Regions from separate parts of the Homo sapiens genome. Here region 1 is linked to region 2. Evidence: chromatin contacts called from ENCODE Hi-C or POLR2A ChIA-PET data. All regions are on one chromosome and are shown on one strand. Each heading gives the region's core, a stretch centred on a gene start or an enhancer-like site at or near the end of the contact. The rest is flanking DNA. Distances are from core to core; before and after follow the strand shown.

Region 1 (4,015 bases), core at 945-3,444, 1.5 Mb after region 2:
ATTTGGCTTTCAATTCTTATGACTCAGAAACCTTAACTTTCAGGTTGGTGCTTCTGTTTTCTAATTCAGAAACCCAGGGATGTCAGAAATTATGGAAACTGACTCATTACAATATAGAAGCCACTTGGCCTCAGGGCGTGAACCATGGTGGAGCAGGGTGATGGTTAACAGTTAAGCTTATATAACGTAAGCTTAAATTGACTTTCTTGTGGCCAGACACAAAACCTTAGCTATCTAAACCTCTTGTCCTGGTAAATAAATGCCTTGAGTATTATAACAGGGCAAAGTTCCTTCTAATAATGTAGGTGCTATCAGACTCAGACTAAACATGTACACTGCTTGGAAAATATGAACCAAAGAAACTGTGGGAGGCCGAGGACGCGCTCCTTGTCAGGCTGATGGGAGGGAAGTGGGGCCCTGGTTGGAGCAGGGGGCACTGCGCTGAGTCTTAGGGGACTCTGTTTCTTCCCTGCAGCTTTGGGCAAGACACCAGGCCCTTAGGAGGCCTCGGTATCCTCATCTGTCAGACTAGGGGCTGGCCCAGCAGATTCCTAAGAAGGCTGTTGGCTCTGATGTGTCATAGTTTTATTTTTATTTTTATTTATTTATTTAGTTATTTATTTAATTAATTAATTTATTTAGAGACAGAGTCTTGCTCTGTTGCCCAGGCTGGTGTGCAGTGGTGCGATCTCAGCTCACTGCGACCTCTGCTTCCCAGGTTCAGATAATCCTTGTGCCTCAGCCTCCTGAGTAGCTGGGATTACAGGCGTGAGCCACCACACCTGCCTAATTTTTTTTTTTTTTGTATTTTTAGTAGAGACAGGGTTTTGCCATGTTGGCCAGGCTGATCTCAAACTCCTGGCCTCAAATGATCTGCCCAGCTTGGCCTCCCAAAGTGCTGGGATTACAGATGTGAGCCACTGCACCCAGCCTGACATGCCATAGTTTCAGCATTTTCTTGGGCAATGATCCAAGCTGAAGGCTGGTCTGAGGGATCTGAAGAAGCGTATGAGTTGGAAGAGAGGGACAGAAAGGAAGAAGACATGTGAAGAGAGAAAAGGAAGGAAGCTAGCAGAGGAATGCCCTCCAATAGAGACTGCTGCCTGAAGCTCAGCCCCTCTGAAGATAGGTAGGCCAGGCTGGCTTGGCTGAGGCAGTGGTTAGACCAGCCCTGCCCATTTTCAAAGTCCACAGACATCTTGGATGTCAGAAGCCACAGGTTTTGATCTGAGTGGCAGGTGAGCCATCCTGCTGTCAGCTGATTCTCACTTGGAACTGCAGGCAGGGGCAGCTCTGCCTCAGGGATCAGGAGGGAGGGTTGCCTGCCCAAGGGGGAGAGGCATGTCTGTCTGGTACTCCAGGGGTTAGGATTATCCTTCCAGAGTAAGAGCCTTGGGGGCCTCCAGGTCTGAGGAGGGAGTCCCGCCCTCCAAACCCAAGCCTGGGTTTTGGCAGCAGCATTCTTTACTAACCTACCTCTGTTCTTGTTTTGACTTAGATTCTCTCACATGAGGATATTTTCCTGGCTGCACCCTGCAAAAGGGAGACACCCCTAGCTGATCACCAGCCAAGAGAGGCAAAAAGACCTCACACTAGAGAGGCCAGGGAGGGAGAGCACAAGCCTAGCAGTCTCCCTGAGAGCCGCCCGGCCCTAGCCCATTGACAAGTCTCATTTCTCTTCAACCAGTAATAAGCCTGGTGGTGTCAGTTAACTTCTGTGTTGGCTATCCACACACCTGAGTCCCAGGAGCATAAGGGTTCCAACAGATGCTCCTCTGCAGCTTCCCACAGCCCCATGCCCACAAGGAAACCCACCTGTCCAGTTTTCAATGTAACAAGAACAATTTCTGTAGCTCAGGTGTACTATTTCCAGAGAAGCTGTGAATCCCTTCCTATGTCACTTCAAGCACCACCCCACTGGGACCAAGTCTAAAAGCCTTTGATCTCACTCAATAGTACAAAAAGTTTCCAAGTAAAGAATTTGTACTCAGGAGGCTTGAAAAGACTCAAGGTTTCTACACTATGGGAAATAAGGCAAAGCAATTAATATTTGTTGTAAAGAAAAAAAAAAAAACAAACTGCAGTCAGTCAGGCAAGACACCAGGTTAGCTGTTAGTTAGGTTTGTTTCTGGGAAGTTAGAGACTGGAGCTCTACGTGGGACCTGGCAGTGGCGAGGCAGTCTGTGTGGGCAGAGACAGGCACCACCACCAGCTGCCAAGGCCACCCTCAGGGGAGTTTGTGTGGGCAGTATCCTTTTTTGCAGGATTAATAGGCACAAGGGCATGTGGGCTGGATCTTCCCAATGAATGGACATGGTTTCCAGAAGCCCTGCTGCAAAGGCCCCTGACATGTGGGCCAGAGGCCAGCCTGTCCCTGAAGAAGCAAATGAGAGGCCTGGGCCAGCACATCTCTCTAAGAATGGGCTTGGGGTCTAGTGGAGGAACTGCCTTCTCACGCAGAGCAGCAGTATGCTGCTACTATGAGAGGTGGCAGGAGACCTGCCCAGGCTGACAGCAGAGCTGTGCAGAGGGCACCAGCCCAAGCTGGGTGGCAGGCAGATGCCCCTTGCTCCCACGGCTCTGGGTGATCCTGCATGGCCCAAGTTCCTACTCACTGGTCACGCTTTGCTCAAGCAGGTGGACCCTGTGCTGCTTGCAGTCTAGGACCTGCTGGCCTTTCCTCTGGCCACAGCCTAGCATAGCACACTATGGGCAGTTATGTATTCCTCTCACCCCACCCCACCTGGAGGGAGAGGCACATGTTTGCACTGCTTTCATCATCTTTCCTTCTCTGCATTCTCTCCAGCTCAGGCTCCATCACATGTACCACAGCTTTGGGCTCTGCTAGAGGTGAAATGGTCATCCCAAGACATACAGCCTGAGATGAGCTGACCCTCTCTCCATGCACCAGGCTCAGGCCACCTGAACAGACAAGGCAGGAGAGACCCTTGCAGGTCTGTGGGCCAGGAAAGCTCTGCTACATGAGAACCAACTGTGTTTACAACATTGAACTCCCCTGGGCTTTGTTTTCTTTTTACTCTGTTTCTACTGTGTTTATTTTTTTATTTTTTTGAGAGGGAGTCTCACTCTATCACCAGGCTGGAGTGCAGTGGTGCAATCTCAGCTCACTACAATCTCTGCCTCCCAGGTTCAAGCGATTCTCCTGCTTCAGCCTCCCAAGTAGTTGGGATTACAGGCACATGCCACCACACCCAGCTAATTTTTGTATTTTTAGTAGAGACAGGGTTTCACCATGTTGGCCAGAAGGGTCTCGATCTCCTGACCTCGTGATCTGCCTGCCTCAGCCTCCCAAAGTGCTGGGATTACAGGCGTGAGCCACTGCACCCGGCCTGTGTATTCTTCAAGAGGTTTCAAATCATTTTGACGGACTTAGTGGATATAAGCAACTATATTATAAAAATCTGTCAAGCCTAGGACTGCCAAATTCACAGGCACTGGGCTACAGAGGGCTTCCCTGACTGGTCAGATGCTTTGAGTCTGTTCCCTTAGAATTGTTCCCTCCCAAGCAAAAGCCACAGTAACTTGTGCTCATCCTGGAAAAGTGAATACTGCTCGGAGCTCCGGAGACAGTAAAAGGAAGGAAAGGACCCTCTCCTCATCCCTGCTAATGTCCCAGACTCTTAAGGCCTGGGGACAGGGAGGTATTTTTGGGACTGGGAATCTGTGGCTTACAGAGATTATGCAAAAATAGGAGGGGAAATTTGGCACCCCTGCCAGAAAGAAAGCGTGTGGCCTTGTACTGTCTGATTCACAAAGGCTCGGCAGGTCACAAGAGGAAGACATGAGCTGTTACACAGGTAGGGGCTGGGGTGGACAGCAGGCTTGGCTCGGCTGGTGACTCCTCACCATTCCTTGGGTTATAAGCCAGCTGTCTATGGGCTCCAGGTCAGACTCCCCACCTCTACCTCTCTTCTGGGCCGAGGACAGAAAAGTCTCAGAAAGAAAAGTCACAGCAAGACCCATGAGAAAGAAGTCAATAGCACATATTGTGGAA
Region 2 (3,913 bases), core at 73-2,572:
GTTTTCATTTATTTATTCATTCAACAAATATTAGGTGTTTGCCGTTTTTTTTAAAAAAAAATTTAATTTTTTAGAGACAGGGTCTCACTCTGTGGCCCTGCCTGGAGTACAGTGACACAATCATAGCTTACTACAGCCTTAAACTCCCGGGCTGAAGCGATCCACCCGAGGAGCTAGGACTACAGGCACCTGCCACTATGCCAGGCTAATTAAAAAACTTTTTTCTTCTTCTTCTTTTTTTTTTTTTTTTTTTTTTTTTGAGATGGAGTCTCGCTCTGTCCTACAGGCTGGAGTGCAGTGGCGCGATCTCGGCTCACTGCAACTCCGCCTCCCAGTTTCAAGCAATTCCCTGGCTCAGCCTTCGGAGTAGCTGGGACTGCAGGCGACTGCCATCACGCCTGTCTAATTTTTTGTATTTTTAGTAGAGACGGGGTGTCACCATGTTGGCCAGGCTGGTCTTGAACTCCTGACCTCAGGTGATCCACCCGTCTCGGCCTCCCAAAGTGCTGGGGTTACAGGCGTGAGCCACGGCGCCAGGCCTTTTTTTTTTTTTTTTTAGATGGAGTCTTGATGTGTTGCCCAGGCTGGAGTGCAGTGGTGCTGTCTCCGCTCACTGCAAGCTCCGCCTGCCAGGTTCACGCCATTCTCCTGCCTCAGCCTCCCGAGTAGCTGGGACTATAGGCACGTGCGACCACACCCAGCTAATTTTTTTGTATTTTTAGTAGAGAGGGGGTTTCACCGTGTTAGCCAGGATGGTCTCGATTTCCTGACTTCGTGATCCGCCTGCCTCAGCCTTTCAAAGTACTGGGATTACAGGCGTGAGCCACCGCGCCCGGCGGAGGCATTTTTTTTTTCTTTTAAAGAGATGGGGGTCTCACTGAGCACCGTGGCTCACGTCTGTAATCCCCAGGACTTTGGGAGGCCGAGGCGAGGGGATAGCTTGAGCCCAGGACTCGAGACGAGCCTGGACGACATAGCAAGACTTCGTTTCTGAAAAAAATACAAGCATTTTGAACCCAGGAGGCGAAGGTTGCAGTGAGCCGAGATCGCGTCACTGCACTCCAGCCTGGGCGACAGAGCGAGACTTCGTCTCAAAAAAAAAAAAAAAAAAAACACAAGCATTTGGCAGGCAAAGTGGCGCACGCCTGTGGTTCCAGCCACTCTGGAGGCTGAGGTGGGAGGATCGCTTGAGCCAGGGAGTTTGAGGCTGCCGTGAGCGGTGATCGCGCAACTGCACTCCAGCCTGGGGGACAGAGCCAGAACTTGTCTCAAAAAAACAAAAAACAAAAAACTGGCCAGTGTGTGAGGGGCGCGCGATTTTTTGAGATGTGAGAGGGAATTGTGCTTCACGGTCACCACCAGGTGTCGCGACATCAGGTGCCGCGCCGTCCCGCTTCTGAGGCGCGGTGGCCTGAGAAACTGGTTGCAGAGCCCGCTCTTCCTAGCCTACTGCCCGAAAACGCAGAATTTGGGGAATTGGAACTTTGGAGGCGGGAGCGAAAGACCTCTCCTTCTCCCGCCGGAAATACCCCTCTTTTGGGAAGCGCGCCCCTGCCTTCCGGAAAGGAAGAAACGTGATCACGCCGCTGCACTCAAGCCTCTGGGTGATAGAGCGAGAAGACCCTGTCTCCAAAACACAAACACACAAACAAACAAAAAGGTAATGGGGGCCGGGCGCGGTGGCTCACGCCTGTAATCCCAGCACTTTGGGAGGCCGAGGCGGGCGGATCACGAGGTCAGGAGATCGAGACCATCCTGCCTAACACGGTGAAACCCTGTCTCTACTAAAAATACAAAAAATTAGCCGGGCGAGGTGGCGGGCGCCTGTAGTCCCAGCTACTCGGGAGGCTGAGGCAGGAGAATCGCGTGAACCCCGGGGGCGGAGCCTGCAGTGAGCCGAGATCGCGCCACTGCACTCCAGCCTGGGTGAAAGAGCGGAGACTCCGTCTGAAAACAAACAAACAAACAAACAAAAAAAAGGTAATGGGGGGCCGGGCGCGGTAGCTCATGTCTATAATCCCAGCACTTTGGGAGGCCGAGGCGGGTGGATCACCTGAGGTCAGCAGTTCGAGACCAGCCTGGCCAACATGGTGAAACCCTGTCTCTGCTAAAAACATAAAAAAAATAGCTGGGCGTGGTGGCAGGCGCCTGTAATCCCAGCTACTCAGGAGACTGAGGCAGGAGAATCGCTTGAACCCAGGAAGCGGAGGTTGCAGTGGGCTGAGATCACACCATTGCGCTCCAGCCTGGGCCACAAGAATGAAACTCTGTCTCAAAAAAAAAAAAAAAAAAAAAAAAAGGTAATAGGAACATTGCTGGTAATTGCTGTGTGAGGACACCATAATGCCTGTCTTTCTGACCTTCTTTCTGACCACCATTTATTACCTGTCTTTCTGAACTTCTATGCCAATGTAAACATGCATATGTGTATAGATATCTCCATATATAGTTACTCTCACCTTGTTCACAGCTGCATTCACACTAGATATACCATTTTCTCCTTCAAATAATGTTATTGCTAACTATGAATGTAATACATGCTCAGTGTAGGAAATTTGGGAAATATAGAAAAAGAAAGCACTCATTATCCCTGCGATCCAAGTATATTCAGTTTGGCATGTTTCCTCTTTTCCCAGTTAATTTTTTACTTAAATAACAATGGATACAATACAAGTTGTAAGGACTCGACCAGCAGATACATAGAGAGTGAGTAAAAACACTGAAGTCCTTTTTCAGCGTCCCTTCCCAGCTGTCCTCTTCCCACGCATCTTTTTCTGTGCCACTTGCTAGAAGTTTGGTGTATTTACCACCAGATTGTTTTCAGTGTGTCACATATGTTTGTGTTATATAAAAACATACTTTAAAAATTATATATAAATGGAATTATACATTATATACCCATCTTTCTTGGAGACATTTCCATGCTAGCACATATAGATGTGCCTTATTCTTTTCAAACTGCTGCAAAATATTTCATGGAATAGATACACCGTATTTTACCCTTCTCCTTACTGATGGTATTTAGATTGTTTCTAATTTTTTACTATTAAAACAATACTGCAATTAATATCCTTGTAAATGTCTCTTGTAACAAATGTGCAAGTATTTCTTCAGGATATACTAGAAGTAGAATTGCTGTATCAAAGATTATGGCATTTAATAATTGGGGATTATTACGAAATTACCCTTCAAAAGACTGTACAACAATGGAATATTATTCAGCCTTAAAAGGAAGAAAATTCATTTAGCAGAGCAGAAACTGAAAAATGAAAAAGGAACTTCTGCCTGGGCGCGGTGGCTCATGCCTGTAATTCCAGCACTTTGGGAGGCCGAGGCAGGCGGATCACGAGGTCAACAGATGCAGACCATCCTGGCCATCATGGTGAAACCCCGTCTCTACTAAAAATACAAAAATTAGCTGGGCATGGTGGCGTGCACCTGGAGTTCCACTTAGCTACTTGGGAAGCTGAGGCAGGAGAATCGCTTGAACCCGGGAAGCGGAGGTTGCAGTGAGCCGAGATCAGGGCACTGCACTCCAGCCTGGAGACAGAGTGAGACTCTCAAAAAAAAAAAAAAAAAAACTGCTGGGCGCAGTGGCTCACGCCAGTAATCCCAACACTTTGGGAGGCCAAGGCGGGACGATCACTCGAGGTCTTGAGTTCCAGACCAGCCTGGCCAATATGGTGAAACTCTGTCTCTACTAAAAATGCAAAAATTAGCTGGGTGTGGTGGCGCATGCCTGTAATCCCAGTTACTCGGGAGGCTGAGGTAGGAGAATCGCTTGAACCTGAGAGGCAGAAGTTGCAGTGAGCCAAGATTGAGCCATTGCACTCTAGCCTGGGCAACAGAGTGAGAGACTCCATCTCAAAAAAAAAAAAAAAAAGACCAGCCTTGCCAACGTGGTGAAACCTGT

What was found. Hi-C counts contacts between places; a loop is a spot of excess contacts on that map. ChIA-PET counts read pairs that join two places held with the same protein, here RNA polymerase II (POLR2A). Pooled maps may share reads with other maps.
Region 1: POLR2A ChIA-PET joins it to region 2 with 30 read pairs in activated CD4-positive, alpha-beta T cell. The contact joins two enhancer-like sites. A Hi-C loop is called at or near these places in 2 of 50 pooled maps. POLR2A ChIA-PET finds 5 or more read pairs at or near these places in 2 of 52 experiments (CD8-positive, alpha-beta memory T cell and activated CD4-positive, alpha-beta T cell).

What each region holds. Positions count from the first base shown.
Region 1 is chr17:17,853,902-17,857,916 of GRCh38, forward strand. The region is part of intron 12 of TOM1L2 (target of myb1 like 2 membrane trafficking protein); the gene reads right to left. Among named protein-coding and RNA genes, the nearest start is that of SREBF1, 19 kb to the left of the region's middle. Within about 2 kb of position 2,195, at least 7 of the 41 ENCODE cell types and tissues checked have a DNase peak (open chromatin) inside an H3K27ac peak, as active enhancers do.
Region 2 is chr17:16,385,454-16,389,366 of GRCh38, forward strand. No RefSeq gene overlaps it. Among named protein-coding and RNA genes, the nearest start is that of UBB, 6.3 kb to the left of the region's middle. RefSeq lists an enhancer at 1,940-2,529. Within about 2 kb of position 1,323, at least 24 of the 41 ENCODE cell types and tissues checked have a DNase peak (open chromatin) inside an H3K27ac peak, as active enhancers do.